Regions from separate parts of the Mus musculus genome. Here region 1 is linked to region 2. A link is a contact called in ENCODE POLR2A ChIA-PET data. All regions are on one chromosome and are shown on one strand. The core of a region is the stretch at or near the end of the contact, and the rest is flanking DNA. Distances in the headings are between cores, read along the strand shown. Region 1 overlaps Nhlrc2 (NHL repeat containing 2). Region 2 holds the start of Nhlrc2 (NHL repeat containing 2).

Evidence for each region. ChIA-PET counts read pairs that join two places held with the same protein, here RNA polymerase II (POLR2A).
Region 1: POLR2A ChIA-PET joins it to region 2 with 17 read pairs in Patski. The contact joins the enhancer-like site here to the promoter of Nhlrc2 in region 2. POLR2A ChIA-PET finds 5 or more read pairs at or near these places in 3 of 5 experiments (Patski and embryonic stem cell).

The regions. Positions count from the first base shown.
Region 1 is chr19:56,587,130-56,594,068 of GRCm38, forward strand. It overlaps Nhlrc2 (NHL repeat containing 2), which reads left to right. Exons shown (of 11, transcript NM_025811.3): 6 at 1,041-1,140; 7 at 4,447-4,678; 8 at 5,264-5,386; 9 at 6,531-6,737. Among named protein-coding and RNA genes, the nearest start is that of Nhlrc2, 42 kb to the left of the region's middle. Within about 2 kb of position 1,253, at least 1 of the 3 ENCODE cell types and tissues checked has a DNase peak (open chromatin) inside an H3K27ac peak, as active enhancers do.
Region 2 is chr19:56,546,691-56,553,610 of GRCm38, forward strand. Nhlrc2 (NHL repeat containing 2) reads left to right here and starts at 1,571. Exons shown (of 11, transcript NM_025811.3): 1 at 1,571-2,170; 2 at 5,069-5,221. The coding sequence starts at 1,993. It overlaps Dclre1a (DNA cross-link repair 1A), which reads right to left and starts at 1,432. Exons shown (of 10, transcript NM_001360437.1): 1 at 1,284-1,432; 2 at 1-1,013. The coding sequence starts at 460.

The DNA.
Region 1 (6,939 bases), core at 3-2,502, 40 kb after region 2:
AGCTCGGCCTGCCTCAGAGCCCTGGGGGCTGAGATGGAGGATCCTTGGACTTTCCCAGTAGCCAGCCAGTCCAGCCAGATCAGTGAACTCTAGGTACACAGAGAACCTGTCTAGTAAGTACATAAAGCAGAGCCTGACTGAAGGAGACACAACATTGACCTCCAGCCTCCACACACACATGTGCACACTCCTACAGACACAACCCCGTAAGTATTAGAGGCTACTAGATAGTGCATTTGCAAATGACTGATCTACTTTGTGTCTGAATATCAAATCCCATGCCTTTGGTAATAAAAAGACACATTCCTTTAGCTTCTTTTTATTGTTATTTTGTTTTAACACAGGGTCTCTACTTTGTAACCCAGGCTGGCCTGGAACTTGCTATGTAGTCTAACAGGCTTCCAACTTGGGCTTCTCCTGCCTCTGCCTCTGCCTCTCTGCCTCTCTCTGCCTCTCTCTGCCTCTCTGCCCCTCTGCCCCTCTGCCCCTCTGCCCCTCTGCCCCTCTGCCTCTGCAGTACAGGAATGGGCCACCACACTCCTCTGAAATCTGCCTCTTAGCCTCTGGGACTACAGGAGTATGCTTCCACACTGCTCTTAAAAGCATCACTTCTTTTGTGGAAATTGCCAGAGTTTTCTTAGAGAATATCAGCCCATTTTTGTGTCACATAAAAAATGTTTTAATCGGTGTTTAAAAACATTGTTTCCAGAGATGCAGATTGACATACTGCTATTAAGAATGTGTGGATTTGGTTTAAGGAAATGGAAATGCTAATTGATTTAATTTTGTCATTGCACATTGTAAACATGTATTGAATTATCACCCTGTACTGCATTTAATTAAAAAAAATATGACAGCTTTGGGTTCTCATGAAACTGTTGCAGGTGAGGTGGAAGGTTTCTAGTAACACATCTTCCCTGAGGAACCGTGTTCTGAAACAGCTGATTTATAAAAACTAGTATCATCTATGGATTTCAATTCCTAAAAAGTATCATAGTAACCAGATATGTATATAATACATGCTACTTATTTTCATAAAGGTTCAGAGGTCCAAAGAAATGACATCCTGTGGATAGCCATGGCAGGGACTCATCAGATATGGGCACTCCTCCTAGACTCTGGCACACTGCCAAAGAAAAGGTAAGTGGCTGTGTCCTGGGACAGCCGTCCTCCTTAGTCCCCAGCTTCCCTGCCCAGGTCACCGTGCCAGGGTGCGCACACTCAGCCACATGGCCCAACAGGCTTCTTGCTCTCTCGAGTGGCTTCACTGGGGAGCATTGGTCTGCTCCCCAGGCCGAGGAGGCAGCTGCTGTCAGGAGCTCTGCCAGCCCTTCTGGCAGAGATAGAGAGGAGGAGGTGGTGAGTCACTAGCTGGTTCTCAAAGCTGCTGCTCAGAGGTGACATAACGTCACTTCCACTTGTATTTCATCAGCCTTAGTTAAGCCTGTGGCTGCATCTAATTTCTAAGAGCCTGGGAGGAGCCATTCTTCTGAGTGCCTAGAGAGAGAACCAGAAATGTTAGGTGGGGCTTTAATCCTTCACAACATAAACACAGTTCCTGTGTCTGCAGTCACTCCTTCAGGTGCTTCAGAGTGCTGCATGGCAGTCCTAGCTCTCCTTACTGTGGAAGCACAGGAGAGTGAGTGAGCCCCTTTACCTCTGTCATTTTCCATCATTGTATGTGTTTGTGTCACCTAGGGGATTGCTGTGTGAAGAGTTAGGATAGCATTGGCACCAGGCGGGCACGTGAGTGTGGGGAGCAGTACTTCTCCTGACTCCCCCTCCTCCCTCAGCCTCAGGCGGGGCTGGCTGCACTCCCCTTTGCTCCTCTCTTCTCTGTCTCTTGGCTCATGCCTGATTATAACTGTTTCTTCCTACTAGACTACCTCTTAAAGAAATGAGCCTGGTTCCATTTACTCAGTGTACTCGGCCCTGTGCTGTATCTGTTAGATAACAGCCCAGTAAGAGCCTATATGTAGAATAAGTAAGTGACTGAAAGTCTGTCCTGTGCCTGCGGAAGGCACTGAGCCAGGCCACTGGAGCTGCACACTGGCTTGCCCATTTGCGGTCTCACAAACCTAGGACCACTTGTTCAGGGTGGTACCACCCAAAGTGGGCGGGGCCCTTTCATGTCAATCATCAGTGACCACAAGTTTGTCCACAGGTCAGTCTGATGGACACATTCTCTGTTGACGTTCCCTCTTCTCAGACGACTCCAGTTTGTGTCAAGTTGACCAAAAGCTGACCAGAACACAGTCACAGACCACAAAGTTGTTATGTAGTAATAGGAAGTAGGTACAAGCTTACAAGCTATCACAATTATCTTTGGTTGCTTTTAGCTTTTTATGCAGTATTTCTCTGTGTAGCTCTGGCTATCCTAGAATTCACTCTGTACTCTAGACTAGCGTCAAGCTCAGATCCACCTGCCTCTACCTCCTGAGTGCTGAAATTAAAAGTGTGCACCATCACCGCCCAGCCCACTACACTCATCTTTATTTGTAGAAAGGGACAGCTGTCTAGCAAGTTCAAGACCTCCGGTGTCCAGGCACAGGTGTGGAACGCAGCTGTGTAGTGGTTTATGACAGTCACGCATCTGAAACAGCAGTTCTCAATCTGTGGGCTGTGATCCCTTTGAGACTGAATGACCCTTCATAGGGGTCACCTAAGACCATCAGAAAACACAGATATTTTCATTATGATTTACCTTAGTAATAATTACAGTTATAAAATAACAACAAAAATAAGTATATGGTTGGGAGTCACCACAACGTGAAGAACTGTATTCAAGGGTCGCAGCATTAGGGAGGTTGAGGACCACTGACATAAAATGTTCGTTGGTTCCTTTCACTAGGCACTGTGTTGGACACTAGGGATGCAGTTAGATGACCTCTGTGTTAGAAGTAAAAGGAAGACATGCCCATCCTCAGAAGAATCAGATCGGCAAACAGTGACAGTAGAGAGTGCTTGTGTCAGCAGCATCTGCGCTCCTTCATGCCGAGATCCTTAGCCAAGGGATTTGAAGTGTCATGGAGGACTTCTGTAGAGAGGTCTTCCAAGCTGAGCTGATGCTGCTGGTGTCAGTAACATCAGGTCTTGCCACACCTTGAGTCCTTTTAAGAGATCTGGACATTCCAAATGTTGTTATAGAAAGTTTTAATCTAGGAGTGAACTGATTTGATGTGTTCTTGGAAGAACCCTTCCAGCACTTAGAGTGGAGCAAGACCATTCAGGACACTCTAGCTGTCATCTAGGCAAGAGGCAGTAGTGACGTGAGCAGTTGGGTTACCAGTGGTGCATGAGGTGTGAGTACAGCAGCAGCCACAGGTCACAGCAGCTGGGATGTCCTGGCAGGGCTGCCTAAGTCTCCTTGTCAGAAGGCTCGTCGATATTTATAGTAGGAAAATGATTGCTCAAGTTACATCAGTCTGCATTTTAATTTTGTGGGTGCATTGCTACAAAGATAGTGTCTAATACAGACTTGCAGGCAGTGCTGGCCCCTAGTGCTTAGTGTCAGCTCACTGTTGCACCTCTCCTTCCCACGGGACTCTTCTCTGACGTGCTTAGACCTCTTCCCTCGCAGTAAGTGTTGCACGTGCTTCAGCAGTGTGTTACTCATCCTGTGTCCTCGCCCTTACCCGCCTTTGTGCCCCGTAGCAGTCGCGGGTGCTACTCGCACTGGACCTCTGTGTGGTGTGCCAGTGCAAGGCGGTGATCTCATGGCCTCGCCCTCTCCCTCTCTCTTGGCGCCTTGTCTTCCTTATAATCATTTTGGCATAAATTTAAAAATCAAGGTGTCAACTTCTCTGTGTTACAAAAGAAATTAGTAGGGGTCCTTTTCAGCATCTTGAGACAGAGCCCTCTGCAGTTGCAGTTGCAGCTGCCCAGAACTTGTTACAGTTGTGTGCCGCTCTGTGCTGCAGTACTTCAGGGAGGTGTTTCCTGGTGCATGTAAAAATGGGTCTTGTATAACTATTCATTTAATGCGGTCACTACGTCATTTCCTTAAAATGTTCATACTGAGAGACCTGGCTTCCTTCAATCTGCTCACTGCTTTATAGAAGACATAGACATTTTAAACGACCAAAACTAGATATTCTCTTTATTAGTAGTTCTCTTCTAGAACCTGATATTGTATGAAAGTAAGAAGTTAAAATGAGAATAAAATCATCTCATTATTATCTCATAATCTGATCATTATTGTAGTAACGTCAGGGATTTCTTACCGGGTATTAGAAAGTGATTTCAGTAGTTGGTTATTATGCTAAAGAGAAGAGAGGGCCCCCTACTTAGTAGCTCTCTCTCACCAAGAGAGAGCCTGGACAGCCGCAGCAGTGGGCAGGCAGTCCGTCACTGGTTCTGTGGATCTGTGTAACTGCTGTCATAGTCAAGTTGGTTATTTATGCCCCTTTAGTGACTCATGAACTCACCTATGAGCTTGTCTTTCAGTGACCTAAAAAAAGGAACCTGCATTCGTTTTGCTGGAAGTGGAAATGAAGAGAACCGAAACAACGCATATCCTCACAAGGCAGGCTTTGCCCAGCCGTCAGGCCTCGCTCTCGCCTCAGAAGAGCCCTGGAGCTGCCTCTTTGTGGCTGACAGTGAGAGCAGCACCGTGCGGACCGTCTCGCTGAGAGACGGAGCTGTGAAGCACCTCGTAGGCGGAGAGCGAGACCCCATGGTAAAGAACCTGTCTGTGCGCACATCCCTGAGTGAGCCATCCATGGAGTGCAGGGGTTCATTTCTGGCCTGTCTGTAATAACATGCAGTCAAAGCAGAGAGAGTGTGGCTATAAATACAGAGCTGGGCAGTGGTGGCGCATGACTTTAATCCCAGCACTTGGGAGGCAGAGGCAGGCAGATTTCTGAGTCCGAGGCCAGCCTGGTCTACAGAGAGAGTTCCAGGACAGCCAGGGCTACACAAAAGAAATACAAGTAAAGCCCTCCCTCTGAGAAAGGCGCCCACCTGACTACATACAAGCATTCAGGGGACGGGAAGAGAGTGATTGCACCGGGTTTGTGGCAGTGGGTTAGCAGGAGAACTGCACTAGATGTGAGCCTACTGTGGGCAAGACAGCATGGCAGTTAGTAGAGTGCAGAGTGAGCCTACTGTGTTCCCCATTCTCTATCGCACGCTGGAACTACTGGGAAAAGTCAGAGCTTCCCAGCTTTAGAAACACTGGAATCTTAGTTTTCACTTTACCTCCTAACAAAGCACTGAAAATTTTAATAACTGCTGTTTCTTTCTCTTTAAAAAAAAATAAAAGAATTTATTTGCTTTTGGTGATGTTGATGGAGCAGGCATCAATGCGAAGCTTCAGCATCCACTTGGGGTTGCATGGGACGAGGAGAGGCAAGTGCTCTACGTGGCCGACTCCTACAATCACAAGGTGAGTCGGCTGAAGGCCCATGTGCCTCAGACCAGCACCACTCTAGATACAGAAAGCATCTGTACCCTGGGCGTTACAGCCCTCAGCGCTACAGCCCTTGGCGCTGCACAGCTTCTTCTGGGCTCTTCTTGCTGTAGCCTTACGGTGTCTGAACTGAGGGAAATGCTAAGCTAATTCCAGGGGCTGTGACCTAAATGTATGAATTGTGACCCATCAAAGGTGCTTAAGTAACAATGGCAGGAAAAAGGGGGCCTTTTAGGGGGAAGCGTGAACCAGCTGTTGGAGTTTCGTTCTGTTGCTGTAATAAAACTGACCAAAAGCAGCTTAGCAAGGATTTTCTTGGCTCATACTTCAAGCGTAAATCCTTCATTGAGGGAAGTCAGGGCAGAAACTTGAAGGCAGGTCTGCTTGCTGGCTTGCTCATAGCCCAGGCTTAGCCAGCTTTCTTATGTCACCAGACCATTCTGCTACCCATGGGTGCTACCCACAGTGGGGCAAGCCGCCCCAGATGAACGAACAGGACAATCCCTCACAGACATGTCCACTGGCAGTCTGGCCTGGGCAGCCCTCTCTTTTCTATAACTCCAGATTGTGTCAGGTTGAGAGTTGAAAGCTAACTAGGGCTAGCAGATGAAGAGTTTGAGTTGTTGCAGTTGTAGTGACAAAGAGCAAATATGTCTGTCTTCAGTACCATTGCCATGTCTGTCTAGATGTTTCCACTCATACTGTAGAGTTCTGTGCACTGTGATGAGCAACCATGAGCTTAGTGTGCTTGAGACATAACCAGCAGGGCTTACAGTTAACAAAAGAAACAGTCCTTAGACAGTGCTCTCAAGAAGTCAGCATAACTGTGGACGTGTGTCCACAATGGGAAAAAAGCTATTTTTAGTCCCAGGGAAAAAAAAAAAAACAGAAATGGATTTACAACAAAACACAGTATTGCTAAGATTTTAAAATCTGAATGAAATTTCTGATGAAATGATGTAAATGAATCAAATACTGGGATTTTTAGGAAAATCTGGAACTGGCTGCTCTTCTAAGACTTAATTGAGAATATTAATGGCAGTTGGAGTCCTCTGGTTGCCCTGGCACTGCTGTAAACAGGAATGACGGCAGGGGAAATGTTTGTTCTTTTTTCCTTTAGATTAAAGTTGTGGATCCAAAAACAAAAGGCTGTACAACGTTAGCAGGGACTGGGGACGCCAGTGATGCCAGTTCCAGTTTTGCGGAGTCAGCCTTTAATGAGCCCGGAGGCTTGTGTATCGGTGAGAGTGGTCGGCTGTTATATGTAGCAGACACTAATAATCACCAAATTAAAGTGATGGATTTAGAAGCAAGAACAGTTTCTGTGGTAAGTTATCATAGAACATAGAGGATGTGGGTTCAAGAACAATGCTGAGCCTTGACGCAGTTTTGTTTTGTCTGTCTCTGGTATTGCTTGGCACATGGAGAAAGGGAGTCGGAAGTAGGTACCCCTGTTGCATTCTGGGATAACTAGACCAGAAGGCTTGCTTTGAGGATCTCCTGTTAGTCTTAGAATATATGTTCCATCT
Region 2 (6,920 bases), core at 321-2,820:
TCTGACCCAGCAATGAGGAGAAGGGCATCTGGCAGCTTGGGCAGTATCCATCATAAACAGGGCGCACCTTCGGGGTCACTTGCTTCCCTCTGCGAGTTCTATGTTGCTTTTTCGGTGTTGTCTCTTTGTTTTGAGACTGCTGACTCTCATCTCTACAGCTCGAACTCTGACTGGAACCTGCAGAAATCTGACTGTCTGTTTCTGCAAGGCACACTTTGTGGTCCTTCGTCTTGCCTGGATTTTCTGAAGTCCTTTTTTCATTTCCTTTTGACTGGTGTTTTCCATCTGTTGATTTTTCAACAGATTCTGAAATATTTTCAGAACAATTATTTGGATGTACGGGTTTGGGCTTTCTTTTAGATTTATATTCCCAGATTTCTTCTTCCCAAAACGTGTCTTCTAACATGGCCAAATGATTTTTGTGAGTACAGCACCAGTCTTTGGTGAATTCAGAGTCCATTTCTTGTAACAAGTTTTTAATAGGAAAAAAAAAGTAGCCAAAAGCCAACTAACTTGGTTGGAACTGAAAGCTTTGGTGATATTGGCACACAACCCACTTAGTACCTGTGAACACCTGCTGTTCCATTTTATACCATAATAAAATTAAGAGAACTCACTACAGGGTAACATCTATACGGTTTTCTTTACATTGTGACACTATTTCATTCAGGTTTTTTTTTAACTTCTCAGAACTTGATTTATAAAAATAAGAATCAAGAATGTCTTGAATGTCAAGCACTGACGGTAAGTACCAGGCTCAATGACTTTAACTGAAAACAGTCTCCATATAATGGTTAGAAAGCTATTCTGGCTCTCGTTCATGTGGACAAGTGTCCATTTACAAGTCCAGTCACAGTCCCTAGTCTACTTAGTGTGAGACTAGTCCATAGACTAGACCATAATCAAAGAGGTGTTGGTTACAACCGACAGCTGCCCTTATTCGTGACTCATGGGTCCAACCAGTTTCAGCTTCCTGGGTCAGTCCATTTCTTCCTCCATCCTAGGATCAAACCCTGCACAGTGAACAAAGTTCAAACATGTGAGACTGTACTCCACACCATAGGGGCTGTCTGCCCTGAAATCAATCAGCCACTTCTGCAGACCTCCAGAGAGGTCAGGTACCAGAAAATTCCTACAGGCTCCCGCTCTTTGCCTTTGGATCTGGGGTGGGGGGAAGATCAATGAAGGAGCCCTACATTATTCCCAGGTTAAATAATGCCAACATCCCAATGAGCCCTTGTGCAGCTCGCCCCGTTCCTCCCGGTAGTCCCTCGTGGGCACACCTGGCCTGGCAGCAGGGGGACCCCGCTGCAGCTGCCTCCTCTCTGCGCCAGCTCGCGGGACATTCCATTCGCGCCCGCACTTTCAGCACACCCAGAGTCACAGGACACTTTTGTTGTTGTCAACACAAAACCACCGGCCTCACTGCCTACATTAAAAAAAAAAAAAAAAAAAAAAAAAAAAAAAAAAAGAGTCTCCTCCGAGGGTTGCTTTACCTTCTTTACCTTTCGAGTCTTTCTTGGCGGGAACGCTGTCCCACTGTCACTGCCGTGCCGAATCGGCTGATCTCAGTTTAAGAGTGGGACACACAAATGGGCAGGCTTTTCTTAAGTCGGCTCTTTTAAACGTGTACATGGTTATTTGAATTTTATTTGTCTTGGAATTCCCTGCCGGGCTTCAAAGGCAATGGGTTCCCAGCTCCTCTGGAGCGCGACCCTAGCAGCCTTCCCCGTGTCGAATCTGGCGCTCTGAACGTCCAGGCTTCGCGGCGGCCCGGAACCTGGAAGGGGCGGGGTGGGCAACTCTGGAGTTTAATTACGCGCCAGGGAAGCACGGCCCTTTGGACTTTGGCGTCCGGAGGAAGGCTTATTGGAGGCGGAAGCGTGTGTGGCGCAGGGCCGGGCTGGCCAGGCCCCGCTCTGAGTCAAGAGGGCGGCGCACGCTGGTCCGACCCGCGCCCTCGGCCCCGGAGCCCTCGGGAGCTCGCGCAACATGGCGGCTCCCGGAGCGCGCGGCGCGAGCCTCTCGGGCCTGCTGCCCGCGCAGACCTCGCTCGAGTACGCCCTGCTGGACGCCGTCACCCAGCAAGAGAAGGATGAGTTGGTCTACCAGTATCTGCAGAAGGTGGACGGCTGGGAGCAGGACCTAGCGGTGCCCGAGTTTCCGGAAGGTGAGGGGCTGGCGTCGGGGTGGGGGCCGCTCCCGGGTCCTCCCCTTCCTCGGTGGCTCCCTCCCGCCAGCAGATCGGTGCCCTGCGGTCCTCCCACAGCCCCCGAGGTGCTCCAGGGGAGCAGCGACACACGGAGGGGGTTCTGCTGGGCGGGGACCAGTGTTTGCATCTCTGTCTGGAATCCTGCGTGACCTGACGTCAGTAGCCTCAAGGCTCCATGGGTGTATATTGATCACTTTTTAATGTGCCACAGACGGTTTGAAGCACTTGAGAGCTCCTACTTACCTGGTACAACCCACCGAGACCCTCTTACTAGTCTTGTTTTACAGTTAAGGAAACTGAGGCACAGGGAAGGCTAGGAAACCTGCCCGTCTAATAACCACTAGAGTTGGACTACATTCTACAGGCATAGCATCTGATGGTTTTCTAGTCCAACCGCGTTTCCACGTTCAAAGTGGTGAACCTATTGATCTTTAAAATCTGGAATCAATTTTAGCTTAGTACTCAGGTTTGAATCCTAGTAGTGGGAACTGTTGGGACATAGGGAAACGATACTCCCGGTAGTACAGTTTAAACAAAACGCTCCCTTACCTTCTTTGGTTGGGAGTGTCATTGTTTAGCCTGCCGTGTTGGCATGTGTCCTGGCGTGTGACACTGAAACCACATGCATAGTTAATTTGTTACCTGTGGTAGGGTTCAGGTATCTTCCGGAAGGATCTATCTGTTCCTCCTTCATCCCACAACAGTCTTGGATATTTCGGACCCTTTTGCACTCGCCTTGAGAGGGGCTTACCGTTCCCCTCGTTATACTGGATTTGAAATACCGTGGAATTGCAAAAGAATTGGCTGCATGGAGGTCGGTCCCATCAGAGAAACTTAAAAATGACAAACACGTATATGCAGTGTATACATATCTTCTGAAAACTTTGTAATAAAGCACGTGGTAAATACACTATTATAAGCCAGTAGGCCATCAGTTAGAATTTTGAGAAATGTTTCATTTGTATTTATAGTAAGTTTACTATATTACCATGATATTTGACCACTGTGACTGAAATCATACTCATAAGAAAATAATCAGGCTTTGTCTTTGACATAGCCTGATGTTCTGCCGCAGCCAGTTATTAACAGAAAGTTAAAAACAGACAAAGCAGGTTTTGAGATAAAACTTGATTGTTCAATCTTGATTGTCGTTTACTGATCTTAGAAGATACTCATTCTTTAGAGGGGTCGCCTGCAGTCTAATGGGTAATCCAGGGTGACCTGAAACTGAATCCCTGTCCCTTCCTCTGTCAGCTTTTTGATTGTGAGCACATTACTTGATTTCTCCAGGTCTTGATTTTCTTTTTCCACTTGTAAAGAAAGTGGAACCGATATTTACTTTTTTAGGGTAAGGAAATGGAGGTAATTCAGGCAAATTCTTAGAAAACAAGAAGACTCATTAAGTGTTGGCCATGTATTATATTCATTGTAATTATTGCTGCTTAAAATACATTATTGTCATTAAATCTGGTAAATACCTGGGACAGTAACTTAAATAACTTAACAAAAAAACTTAAATAACCGTCTCTGTGCCCTCAATAAGTCACCCATAACAATTTATAGAGATAGAGTCTTAAATATCTTGCAACTGGGTTGTGAAATACATGTCATCTAGTAGGTTAATTAGTAGCTCTGTGTCATCAATTAGATATGCAGCTAATACTTAATCAAAAGGAATAATTAAGTGTTCACTGAACCCTAAAACCTTTAGCGTATTTGTTTGAGATCATCTTTTCTAGAATGTTGTTATCATTGAATAAGTATAGCTTTTGTTGTTGGCAATCCTTGCTACGTTAGTCTTTATGTCTGGTTCCAGGGACCTGTAGTTAATCACCTTCTCAAAATATGAAATGGAAAGTTCCAGAAATAAGCTTCATAGGCGTTAAATCGTACATTGTTCTAGTAGCATGATGCAGTCCTGTGCCTTCCTCCTGTGTCCTCTCCAAGATGTCCATCCTCCTTCTATTCATGACACCAGTCAGCCCTTGTCTATATCTCAGCGGTGTGTGTGCTGCCAGCCGCTAGTCAGTAGTTATCCTGGAACCACGCCCCTTAAGTCACTTAATAAATAAATGGCTCCAGAACTCAAGAGTGATGATGTGTCTGTTGGATATGCCGAGGAGAAACCATAAAGTTTCTCCTTTAAGTGAAAAGGTGACATTTCTTGACTGTATAAAAAACAACCATGTGCTGTGGTTCTAAGGTCGATTGTAAGAGTGAATTTTAACCCTTCAAATTTGTAAACAAGGAACAGGTGACTGCAGAGTTTTGCTCCTGCACCTCGAACTTCAAGTGGCTTAAGGAGGGCATTATGTAAAGATGCAGAAGTCTACATCTGATATGTGTTTCTGACAACTATGGGTACACTTGGATTTTTAAAAATTATTCTTATTTCCTCTTGTTTTTACTTGAATGTGTTGATTTTATTCACCTCCCCAAGACTGTTCACCATTTCTGAAAGGATTTAGTACTGCATTTGTTGGTTTTGGTAGATTTGTAGGTTGCCTCCCCAGAGCAGATGCCCATTCTCAGCTGCTTCCATCCTCCTGTCCGTCCCTCTCCAGGCTTTTACTCTCCACATAGTTGCCTAGTTGATCTTTTTATGAAATCCTACATACGCACGTACGTTGTTAGAATCATGAAGATGTTCTCTTATTTATTAATAGAAAAGAGACTTGGGTAGACTAATAAACTCAACTGCTACAGTCTAAGCAGTGCTATCATCTCTTAAAGTGTTTGACTGTTTATTCTGGTCTTAGGAACACAGAATCACATTTTAATGGACAGTTTAGTTAATTCACTCTTTTTCTTTGTTGTTTCCTTTAATTGTTTTAATTTGTTTTCTGTAAATTCCAGGCTTAGAATGGCTGAACACGGAGGAGCCTCTGTCCATTTACAAGGACCTGTGTGGAAAAGTGGTTGTCCTTGATTTCTTCACCTACTGCTGCATAAACTGCATTCATGTGCTGCCTGATCTCCACGCCCTGGAGCGCAGATTCTCTGATAAAGGTACCTGCTCGGTGATTGGTTTCTCACCCTGTACATAAGCACGGGAAGAGCATCTGGCTCCTTTACTCAAAGGAGAGTGACCATTGGGCAAGACTGGCGCTTCTAAGTGTGATCTGATCTGTGAGTGAGCACTGACTCCTGTCCCACCAGGTAGTCAGCTTGGCCTCCCTGCCTGGCCTCCCAGGTGCCACTAACCTGCCATGCTTGATTTCCATATACTTTTTCATGAGGGGTTAAACTTAGTGATAATGGTTTGCCTGAGAACCAGAATTTAGGATTCAGGCTTTGTCTGAGGGTCAGAGCCTAATTTACTTTTGTCATGATGAGATGTTTAGAAAAGTCTTTTTCTATCCCAGGCTTAACTAAATTTGTTCTATGTAAAAGTGAAACATCTGGCCACGGTTTTATGCTCTTCTCAGTGTGATGATGCAAAGGCTTACGTTTCTTAGCAGGAAATGTCATTAGGCTTCTGACGTGAACCACAGTGGAATGCAAAGTACAGCGCATACTTTTCCTTTGACCTTGTATCATTGCAAGATGGTTCATTACAGTTAATGTTTCTAAAGCGCTCTAGGAAATCCTCTTACAGCATTAGAGCCTCTGGAGGTAGGGAAGATTATACTTAGTGTTTGCTGTCCAGGTAGGAGAATAATCAGGTTTTTATTTATTGTTGATTTCTTTCTAAAAATAACAGGAAAGTAAATGAATTGATAAAATGGTTTCATTTAAGTTTGAACTAATCAATACTCCTGGCATCTGTGTGAGAGCAGTGTGGCTACTGATCTTGTGACTAGATGTTTGGGTAGACCCTGAGTATACACAGATGGAGGGTACCTAGGAATGTGCTTGAACAAGACTGCTCATAAGATCTAAAGGCACAGGAGGTTTATATGAGTTTTAGCTACAATATATTCTATTTTAAAAATATTAACCAAAAGATTTACAAGTGACTAAATCACCAAAACTGACGTGTATAAATTTAAGAACTGTGTTTTATTCTGCCCTAGGTAGTATGTGCCTCTGTTTCTCACTCCAGCCAGCACATTCATTGACCATGCATTATGAATATGTTTTAGGAAATATACGACGAGTCTGAGTAAGATGCGTTAAGGTGGCAGAAACCATTATTTTGTAAAGTTAATGTATATAAAAATTTTAAGTCTTATAGAACTGTCTCCCCAGAGAGTAGTAACTCACTTTGCCTGTGGCCCTTTAAAGAGACTTTGCAGTGAAACAGAATCCATGTCAACTACGCACAACTATGCAGTAGCACATGTGACATTGAAAACGGGCAGCAGGACTTACTCTGCTGAGAGAGGGTCAGTGAGCAGTCAGATGCCAGGAGGAGTAGCACTCTTGCTCCACAAATAGGCTTATTGTGATGAACATGAAAAGAGACAAAAGAGAGAGATGGCTCACAGTTAAGAGCAATGACTGCTCTTCCAGAGGTTCTGAGTTCAATTTCCAGCAACCACATGGTAGCTTACAACCATCTATAATGGGTCCTAATGCCCTCTTCTGGCATGCAGGTGTACATGCAGACAGAGGGCTCACATACATAAAATATATTAGTAATCTTTAAAAACATACAAGTAAGCCGGGCATGGTGGCACACACCTTTAATCCCAGCACTTGGGAGGCAGAGGCAGGCGGATTTCTGAGTTCGAGGCTGGCCTGATCTACAGAGTGAGTTCCAGGA